Linked DNA regions of Homo sapiens: region 1 is linked to region 2. A link is an interaction called in ENCODE POLR2A ChIA-PET data of the cell type or tissue named here. Cell type or tissue: HepG2. All regions are shown on one strand. Each heading gives the region's core, and the rest is flanking DNA. Links, peaks and the distances in the headings are about the cores only. Region 1 overlaps NEDD4L (NEDD4 like E3 ubiquitin protein ligase). Region 2 has its middle 32 kb from the start of MIR122HG.

The links. Peaks named below come from ENCODE experiments on the same cell type or tissue, not always from the same donor. Only the 100,000 strongest peaks of a DNase experiment are listed, where the experiment ranks them.
Region 1: POLR2A ChIA-PET joins it to region 2 with 8 read pairs; 3 of 35 experiments call an interaction of 5 or more read pairs at or near these places.

Annotation. Positions count from the first base shown.
Region 1 is chr18:58,312,686-58,318,059 of GRCh38, forward strand. It overlaps NEDD4L (NEDD4 like E3 ubiquitin protein ligase), which reads left to right. Exons shown (of 31, transcript NM_001144967.3): 6 at 3,297-3,347. Among named protein-coding and RNA genes, the nearest start is that of MIR122HG, 130 kb to the right of the region's middle. RefSeq lists an enhancer at 2,770-3,969. In HepG2, for the core only: no CTCF peak of the experiment used is centred there; DNase peaks (open chromatin) are centred at 1,826 and 3,276.
Region 2 is chr18:58,411,302-58,416,675 of GRCh38, forward strand. No RefSeq gene overlaps it. Among named protein-coding and RNA genes, the nearest start is that of MIR122HG, 32 kb to the right of the region's middle. In HepG2, for the core only: no CTCF peak of the experiment used is centred there; DNase peaks (open chromatin) are centred at 1,712 and 2,750.

The DNA of each region.
Region 1 (5,374 bases), core at 283-5,282, 99 kb before region 2:
TTGTTTGTTTTTGAGATGGAGTCTTGCCCTGTCTCCCAGACTGGAGTGCAAGTGACATGATCTCAACTCACTGCAACCTCCGCCTCCCGGGTTCAAGCGATTCTCCTGCCTCAACCTCCCAAGTAGCTGGGACTACAGGCATGAGCCACCAAGCCCAGCTAATTTTGTGTTTTTAGTAGAGATGGGATTTCGCCATATTGGCCGGGGTGATCTCGAACTCCTGACCTCAAGTGATCTGCCCGCCTCAGCCTTCCAAAGTGCTTAGATTACAGGCGTGAGCCACCGTACCTGGCCATTTTTGTTTTTAATCGGTGTAGTGTCCCTAACCTAAATATTTCACATGGCCTGAACTTTCTGTAGTTTTAGCAGCAATGGGATGCTTTGAAACCTAGATCTCTCACCAACTACATCTTCCATTGACTGGTGAAACACTAGTTTAAGCCAATTCATTTTGACCATGTGCATTTTTGTGCTTGATCCCTATTTTATTTCAAAAATAATTTCCATCTCTATTCATGTAAACTAATAAGAGCCTTCCGTTTCCTTTAATGGCAAATTGTCTCATCTTTTACTGTTTTAAAACATTTTTTTAACATCATGAGAAAACGTGATAAAAGGTATAAGTGTAGTTTCCTGGCTTTTGCAGTACCTCAGGGAATTCGGTAAACTGTATTCCATTTGAGGAAAGGAACGGTTGGAGTAGGAGGTAGTGTAAAGATAACATAGCAAATAAGCATTTTACCAGAACCCTCTGAAGTCTCATCAGACTGTGCCATCATCAGAATCCCTCCCTTCTCATCTACACCGTTTAAAGCCAGCATCCAGTCAGAAGCCCAGAGCTGGTACCGCCTTGCTTTCCTGCCAGTTGCTGACATATGGCACACAGTGTCAGTTAAGGGCACAGGCTGATGGGCAGCTTGGCCACATACCTCTCTGGCTTCCTATCTGTAAAATGGGCACAATCATTGTACCTGCCTCTGAAGGTTGTTGCGAGAACTAGACGCAGCCTTGGCACAGAGCCCACAGAGAGTGAGCACTGTGTAAAGACTGGCTGCCAGCCATTAGTACTGGGTGCCTGTCTTTTGGTGTCTGGGCAAAGCTTTAACCTGTTTTATCAGTTTAGAACTCAGATGTCTCCCTGGCAAAACAACACGGGCATATAGATATTTTGTGAAGTTTTGTTGAAGTGCACTTAGGTTAATGATTCATGGGCAGCCTTTCAAAGCTATCAGGCTGTGAAACAGCTTTGAATAAGATTGTCTTGTCCTTCTGCTGATTGTCTTTTCCTTCCCACATTAGCAGCCATAGCAGGAGGAGGAGAGGTGGCAAGTGGCCACACTACTCTGCTCACATTAAGCAGACAATTTATGGTCAATATTCAGTGAATTTCTTTTTTTTATAGTACAGTTAACTGATATTTATATTAGCTTTAAAATTATAGCAAAATCAGGCCAGGCATGGTGACTCACACCTGTAATCCTAGCACTTTGGGAGGTCGAGGAGGGCAGATCGTTGGAGGTCAGATGTTCGAGACCAGCCTGGCCAACGTGGTGAAACCCCATCTCTGCTAAAAATACAAAAATTAGCTGGGCGTGGTGGTGTGTGCCTGTAGTCCCAATTACTCAGTAGGCTGAGGCAGGAGAATCGCTTTAACCCAGGAGGCGGAGGTTGCAGTGAGCTGAGATTGCACCACTGTACTCCAGCCTGGGCGACAGAGCAAGAGACTCTGTCTCAAAAAAAAAAAAAAATAGTGAAATCAGCCAAATAGAGAACTAACAGGCACACTGCCTAATTCCTTGTGTAACTGTCATTGGTGTGAGTCACTGGGGCAGCGTGATTAGGTCTGTGAGCTGGATAGCAAGGCTGTCATTATTCTCAAGGCCTTCTGCTGACTGCTGCTCTTGGTAAGACATACAGAATCTGTGGGCACCTCCTCTTACCGCTCTATGCTAGATGAGGCGTCTCCACGTTGAGTTGTAGTAGATACAGCTAAGAAAGTAAAAGAAATGAAAATCTCATCAAAAGGATTGGGGCTAGTCTCATTCTTCATGCATACCCAAACCGTGGTAACTTTGATTTTTTTATTATCCAGAATGGATTGTTTAGAGGAGACAGATGGCTTTCCAGTTCATCAAATTTTTTCAATTATCTAAAAGGAATTCCTACGCTTGGAGCAAGTCATTTCAATAAATCTCATTCATATTTACCTGCTGCTTCCTTTTAAATGGAAGAAGAGAATGTTTTTCAAGTACACTTGAAAAATAGCATATGTGAATTAGAAACTTCCTCTGTAAACTAGCAGAGTAGAAATAAGAGGCCAGGATTCAGCACCAGGTAGGCTGGATTCCTTCTTAGGTGGCTCAAGCTGGCTATGGGGCTGGTCTCATCATATCTAAAGAACTGCCCAGCTTTTACGCATTTTGAATGTGGTGGAACCAGCTGCATCTTTTTATATGAGAGCGGCAAATAGTCATTGTGTTCCAGTTTGCTTCTCGGGTCATCTAAACATCAGAGGCCATGCCACAAGCACCGTAACTGAGGGATATAGTGTGACTGTGGTCCAGGCCAGTGACCTCTGGAGCTGAATCATGACTTCCCAGATGACTCCCAGAGCCTGAGAGGGGACTGGTGCGTGGCTCCAAATGATTTTCACCTGGGCCTCTTTGAAGTCGGGAGAGATACGTGCAGTATGGTAGATGTGGAGAGGGAGAGGCATGGTGTGTCCAAAAATTAGCAGGACCTGATCCATATACGTGGACTCTGAAGCAGTGCACTTACTAGATTAAAAAAAAAACAATGTACTTACTGGATTTAAAAAGTGTGTATTTTTTTGTGAGATGCAGTTTGTAAGATGCATTGGTAACTAGGCCATATACTTTTTCCATTGGCTCTCAGCTCTCAAGAAGCTCTTTAGTTTTTAGCATTGGATCAGTAAACACTTATTAAAATGTTCCCAGCATTTGTTTGCCATCTTCTCTTTCAGCTGGGCCCAGCTGTGCCCTCAAACCCTGCCTGTCTCTTCCCTGACTGATCATGTTCTCCCAGCTTCTACAGAGGCTTCCATAGCATTGTGCTTGGTAGCAGACACCAGACAGAATCTCAGCCAGCTCAGTCCAGGCGCACGGGCTCCTGGTCTCCCGGGGTGTGGTTACTCGTGTCTCCTCGGGGCCTTCCGCCCTCCACATTCCAGTGCCAGGCCCTGGACCTTTGTCTCTATTCATGATAAAACATTTTTAGGAAATGCTGACGCTCAGTGAAGAAATGGAAACACTAACTCTTTGTTCTCTTCCTAACAGACACGAGACGACTTCCTGGGCCAGGTGGACGTGCCCCTTAGTCACCTTCCGGTAAGGACAGTCTCATGTTTGATGCTTCGTGCTGGGGGCGGGGGTTTCTAATTGTTTGTAGTCAGTGTATTTTCAGAGTGGCATTTCTTCACCACGGTGAAGAAGGCTGAAATGAAGCACGTGTGCTGTGGCCTTAGTCCTTTCTGGAAAGTGGTCCTTTCAAGGGGATGGAGGAGAAGCTGGCTGTAAGAGTAGTCAAGGGTGCCTGAGTCGTGCGCTTGCGTTCCCATCCACCAGCTCCCTCTCTTTTCTGCACTTCAGCTGCTCCACCTTTGTGTATCACATCTTACAAAACAGACACCTCCTTCACTCAGGCCTCCCTTCTTGTCACTTACTGTCTCTGCTTCCTAATGCATCCTCCGGGTCCCATCAGATGTTTGCACTCTTTGTCTGGAACCGCACATGCCATTTCTCTTGGATTCCTGTACACAAACTATAATAGCATTTCCCAGATTTTGGTGTCTGGCTTTCTCAGTCAGCATGGTGACAAAAGAAGAGCCTGTTCATTCTGAGTGAACTTGTCAGCTGGGAACACCCACCCTCGCTGGAACACGCACTGAGTTAGCATGTGTGGTGCTGCCATTTCTCTCTGCTCAAAGTAGCGGAGCAGTCGAGGCTGTTGACTAGTGACGGGCATTAGGGCTGACACCCGAAACAGGAGGCAGGGCAGACAGAATGTGTAGGTAGGACCTGGAGGCCTTGAGAAAGGTGGATCCCCATCTCCTATTCCAGCTTCAGTTTTCCGGCTTGTCCCAGCCTTCCTCCTGGCCTTCTTCCCTGGGCAGCACAACGACGTGATAGAAGTAGCAGCTGAGAGAGGAAAGGCGAATGTTTCTGCCTTACAAGGGCATTGTGTTATTTTTTTAAATGCTTTGTGTGAGCAAATAGCATAAATAGTCTATAAAGTAAAGTGACTTTACTTTATTTACTTTATTTAAAGCTATTTAAAGCTAGCATAAGCTTCCTGCTGTGTGGAAATTATGGCTGTTTCCATATGTTAAATACCAAGTAAGCTTTGAAGATGTGTTGTGAAGGAAGGTGATAGCAAGTAATTTACTCTTACTCACTCAGGGGAGCTGTTAAGGAAGAAAGTCGCAAGGTTCCAAAGGACTGGAAGTGAAAGTGATATTCTTAAAATATCTTGTTTGTTTCTTTTTAAAACTCTGAAGCTCCAGGGTGCCACGGGAGGGGCCTGCCCAGGGCTTCTGCGTGAGAACTACTCCATGAGCCATCAGAAACCTGACTGCTCTTCTCAGGTCACGTTGGGAGGATGTGACTATTTCACCTTTTGTGAGCAAAGACCTCGCATCCTTCTACGTTGGGAGGTCTTCTGTGTATGTTCTTCAGACTGAAGCTGCGATCCTCTCACACTTTTAGACAGTGTTGGTTGATGGGCCAGCTCTTTTATGGACGTCTCCAGCCACCCTTTCCCTAATGTAAAAACCACATCTTGGCCAGGGGAAATTATTTTCTGAGAGGCAAATATTCTAATATTTGGTAAGAGGCAAAAGTGACATGTTTAAAAACCTTGCTCTGACAAGCTCTTTTTTGAGTGAGTGAGCAGCACCTGGTCTTGAAAGGTTGAGTAGGGCTCCCAGAAAATAGAAAAAGGTTCCTCCTCCGAGGCCAAGTCAGTATAAAGAATAGTTTAGCTTTGGATTCTGAGTGGAGGCAGGGTCAGTGAGCCTTCAAAGAAGGAAGCGGTGCAGAGGCACAGGGCAGGAATAGAAGCCAGCCGATTGCAGAGGGTAGAGCCGTGAACGCCCAGAGAGGACCGAGTGCCCCTAGTTACTCGTGTGCCCAGAGGGTAACTTGCAGTGGCGTGCTTCACCTCCATACTTCAAACTGACTAGCTGTTCACAGCCAACTATAGTCAGAGAGATGGACCACAAAGAAAACAAAAGGAGAGGCGTGAAGGTATATTCTTTATTCATGTGGCAGTAGAACCCAAGTTGCGTGTTCTGAATGCACGTGGCTTTTGAATCCAGGATTTCAGGTGCTTTCGTGTGTATGTTTGGTCGTGTGTA
Region 2 (5,374 bases), core at 254-5,253:
TGCCTTTTTTGCTCTGCCTCTCATACTTACAGACACAATTTCCAAGCCTCCTGGTCTCAGCAAAAATTTAGTTCTCCAGAGATGCCAGTTTCCCTGGAGGCCTCCAGGTATCCGAGCCACACTTGGCTGTCCGTGCAGAGGTGCCTGGCAAATGACTCCTGGTGGCTGCTTAGCGATCTTTAGGTTTTCACTGAGGATACGATTAAGGGACCTAGTGTTTGGGAAAGGAGGCAGCCCTGGAGGTGAGCCTGCCCTGCTTCTTGGTGTGGGACTGAGAAGCTGCAAATGAGAATAGCAACCTCCACTTGGGATCCTCACAGCTCAGAATGGCGGGAACATTTCAGGAACTCACAGGTGGAGTTCCCAAAGATCATGAGGGGAAAGCACCGAAAATGTAAGGTGGGGGTGGGGGGGGAACGGTTGCAAAATGGCTGATGGGTCCCAACTCATCTTTATTTGTCTTTCCTGGGATTTTTTAAATAGGAAAATTTCACCTCAAAATCAAGTCTTCTGACCTTGAAGGGCAGAAGATGAATGTAAAAACAACAAAACTTAGAAGGCCTGGCATCCGTCAGCTGGAGCTGAATAGGGGCTTCCCTCTTTAGATGGGGCATGGACCTCCCAGTTAACCACACTGCCCGTCGCTCCCTATTATCACTTCTGGCCCACATCCCTCATTATCTGCCTGGCCTATGCAAGTGTTTGAGTTTGCAACCTCTCTACCTGGTCATAGGAAATTAGGATCAAATCAGGAATGTAAGTTATCCAAATAATCATCCCATTTCTCTTAGAATGTGCTGTTCCCTCTCCTTGTTGCAATACATCCTAAGGGCCTGGGGCCTATTAACTCATACATCAGGCACTCAACTTCTTATAATTTTCTGAGTCTCCCCATCCCCCTTCTTCTAATAGCTCAGTTGGGCTGGGTGCTTCCAAGGTACGTTTCCCAGTTTCCTGTCCTGGAGTTCTTGCCTTCCTCCAGCCTAGAAAGGCTGGGCCTAATGGAGCATTTTCCCCTTTTGATATTGGATGAGTCTAGCTTTATCATACATAAGGAGAAGAAAAAGAGGATCTTAGAGATGAAGTCTTCAACTCATTCTCCCAATCTCAGAAAATTCTTTTATCAAAGACATTCTAATGCCTTAGAAAATCTCCTCTTTTTCAAAACCCTGCCCAAATAGCTGTTTAAAAACATCATCTTCCCAGGGGGTCCTATTTACCCCAATTGGGAACAGCCTACCCAAATTGCATGCTTGGTTCTAAGGAGGAGAAACAAAACAGCCATGTGAAATTAATTCCACAAATCCTACACGAAGATTATGGGGTGGGGTTGGGGAATATGACACAGAATGGGGAAGACAGACGCAGTTTCTTCTGCAAGAAAGAATTCATTCGTTCAAGAAACAATCAAGAAACAATCACTGGTCATTGTTTGCACCAAGGATTGTGCTAAATCCATGGTCTTTGCTATTAGGATTTTCATTTAATGTCAAGAAAGAAACTAATCAGAGTAAAATGTGCCACAGATGCGGGATTCAAAAGTCTTCGGTCTAGATGTATTATGTAATGCAGGTTTGTTTATTTTTACTTTAGGAAAGTGATACCTTTTATATGCCATCCATTATGTAAGATCCTCAGCAGAGTCTGGGGCAGCACCTTGTCAGCAAACCCATTAATATTTCTACAGCAAACATATGAAGAGTCACACTAAGTGGAGTAAATAAAGACTATCAATAGCTGCATGTCAGTTCAGGTCAGGTTTTTGCCATCACATATGGTTCTTGCCACAAGTCAGGTTGCTTCACATTTACAAAAAATGAGTCTTGGAACAGCAGACAAGGGCTTGTGTCCCTTCCCAGAGGTTCAGGTCCAGGTAAAGAAGGGTTCATAGAGGAGACGTTGCTCAAGCTGAAACTTGAAAGATCAACTGGACAAGATGCAGAAGAACTTTCCAGGCTGATGAGCCACAACACACAAGACCACAATCTGCAAGGATTCTAGCAACCCACCGGGCAACTAGGGCCAATCCTGAGGGACACAGGATCCTGCTGCTCCCAGAGGGTGGCAGGTATCCAGGTGCAACAGTGACCAGGTGGTACTGACTACCTGTGCCAGCGTCACACAACTCTGGGCCCTCACTGTAAGCATCCAGGGAACCAAGTCCTGCAAATTGCATTTAAACAAGTTCTCCAGGAGATTTATCCCTGCTAAAGTTTGAGAACCACCAATTTATTTGACACATCCTAAGTGTCAGGCATTGTTCTACATTGTTTTAGAAATACGAGCACATTTAATCCTCCTAACAGCCTTACTGGGTAGATGGAGAAATTAAGATACCAAGAGGATTAAAAAACTCATCCAAGATCGCAAAGCTGTGAGAGATAGACCAGGAAGTCTGGTTGCAGTTTTTATGCTTTTAACCTGAATGCTGCCTTTGTACTGCTTCGGGCACCCATCCCAAGTGACAGCCTCCCTCCACCTGCAGCCACAGTGAACCTGGGGCCTTGCTTCCTCTGCGGTCCCGGCTGTGTTCTCTGAAGGTGCAGATCCAGCCCCATGTGCCCCGACCCACAGGGACCAGGACCCCTGTACAGAGCAGTCCTCAGGAGAAGGAGTGAAAGTTTGATCTTTCACCCCTGGGGTTGGAAGCGACAGAGAGAGGTTGACAAGAGTTTGTGATAAGCCTGTTAGCCTTGGGTTCAAAGCCCATGTTGCTCTCCTTTTTATCTATGTTGTTGATATCTGATTCAATAGCTTCTGTTTGAGGAGGAAAAGCCAGAACGCAGGGGCAGGGGATTGGAGTCTGCTGACCGGATGGTCAGGCCTGGAGAGCAGTGTGCTCTCTTCTTGTGTCAATTCCAAAAGGCAGGGTTTGGAAACAAAGTCAACAGAGAGCTTTTCTTCATCTCCACATAAACAGCCATTCAGCAGTGTTTGGGGAGTTGGGCAATGCTAGATGGGGTTGGGTCAGGGGAGAAGTCAACTTTGACTTATAGGTCTCTAGGCTGGCCTGGGTTTCCGTGTTTCTATCAGCTTGCCTCCAGCTCACATCAAAAGGAAAATGTTCCAGGCTTTTGTGCAGCCCCACCCACCTACCATGGAATTAGTACAGGCAAGGGAGAATGTTCTGGAACATCCTGTCTTCTCGACTCACCCTGGGTGCCTACCATTGGTGTGCGCAAACTCCTCTCACCAAGCAACCTCTTTTTGATGGCCCCAGAGTTCTTTCTTGCTCAACGACAACTGCTTTCTAGCATAAGCCAATTCTGAAAGGACTGGAATTGGGCCCAGGGTGAGGGGTGGGCATAGCAACCATCTACTCTGAGAATTTTAACAATAGAGAGGGAAGATTAGAGATTATTTGCTCCAAACCCCTTGCTTCATAGATGAGGAAACTAAAACTCTGAAAGGAGAGATTTCTTGCCCAGATTACCCAGTTAGCAAATAGTGGGGATAAATCGAAGCCCACTCACTCAACCTCCAGTACCATGGTGGGTTGAGTTTTTCCCATCACACTATTTGACCTCTTATCATTTGTCTCCAGAACTTCGCAGTTCATATTCTTAGTCATCCATTGAACCTCTTCTTCATTCATTCTGGAGTTTCCTCTAGAGCCAAGCGATAGGCTGGAACCTGGGAGGAACTGACAGCAGGATCCATTCCTTCCTTGGAGAGGCCCCGGAGGGGGTGCCTCACCCCTCCTTCCCCCCTCCCTTCAGAGCTCTCTCCTGGCTTTGGAGGGAAGGGAGCAGAGGTGTCTGAGCCCTGTCACAATCCTCATGTCCCCTCATCTGTCACCCACGAAGGCAGCTCCTAGCAAAAGCCTTTGCCGACTGAAGCCACTGAAGTAAAAAGAATGACCTCTGCCATGAGCACCTCTAAAGGAGAAGAAGCAAATGGGTTGAGGAAGTTACAGAATCTAAAGCAGGTGCAGATGGGAGCCCGTTCAGTGGGAAGAGCTTTTCCTTTAAGAGGACCGGAACTCACAATGGGTTCAGTCGCAGCTCTACTGATAGGGGTTTCACTGATCTGCTGAGCGTATGATGTGCTGTCAGAAAGCCCTAGACAGCTTCCTGAATCACTGAGAGGGTTTCCGAGAGTCAATGGAACAAAAAATTAGAAAAGGAATGGTGTTCTGTTGAGATTCTTGCACCCCTTGAAATTTAATCTGTCATTCAAAACGATTCACTCACCGACAAGAAAAACTAAAAATATTTAAGCATGACATTTGCCTTCATTAAATAGTCATTTTGTCATACATGGCTGGAAATTGAGTTTTCTGAAAGATTACTAGGAATTGTCTGCCTCTGCTGCTGGGTGTTTGTGGCTTCAAAATGAACTCGAGCATGGGGGATGCCCACATGTGCAGAAAGGATCTCAGAACTAAGTCCAAGCTATCAATTCATGCATTAGGTTGGTGCAGAAGTAATCGCGGTTTTTGACATTAAAAGTAATGTCAAAAACCGCGATTACTTCTGCACCAACCTAATATTAGCAGCAGCAATTGGATTCAACTACTTTGACAAAAATGCAAAGGGCCTGGTGGCTGTGCCTGCCCTCAGCCTGCTCCAGGGAGGGCACCCTCCTGTCCCTCCATGAGTGAAGCTGCTCTATTCCAAGCTCTGGAAAGTAACTGAGTCATTGAGTTTGTCTCTAGGTGATTCAGGTGCATCAGGTTTCACAGATGGTATCACCCAGGACCCATCTGTGAATTTAGAGACCCTCATTCTGTGAGTCAAACCCACAGTGTTTCCAACCCAGGTCCATTTCACAGGTAAGGGCTGATCCTCCCACTCTGTAATACAAGCGCCTAAACAACATGGGTCCAAGGATCCAGAACTTGACCTGAAAGGGAACAGGCAGAAGGATTCTGCCCCCAAAGGATGGGGAAGGAGGAGGAAGCCACCAAAAGGACAAGAGCGAGGTGCTGGAAGAGAGGCCCTATCTGGAGAACAGAGTGCAGAGAACACCTGTCCCCCAGGGTGGGGTGGGCCTGACCCTCACGAACCATGCTGAGACAGCTGAGCCCAGACCCCCAACAAGGCAGGGCAGCCTGGCTACTGGGCACGCAAATTCAAAAGAGTTTGAGTTTGAGGGCAGAACAGCAGTCTTCAAGAGGCAGAGGATGTATTCAAACTATGAAAATATGAGGCTCAACTCTGAATAATGTTTCCCCAAATTGATTCAAACAAGAGACAAGCTCAAGGTCTACGTGGGAAGCTGCCTGGCAGCACTGTTTTTGAACTAGCAAGAGACTGAACCAATCCAAGGAACAGTTTAAACCAATGATGGCCCCTTTTTAGAGCCGGTTGCCGTGGCACCTGGAAGGAGTTGATTGAGAAGTCTCAATCCATGAAGTGTAAATATAAAGTTT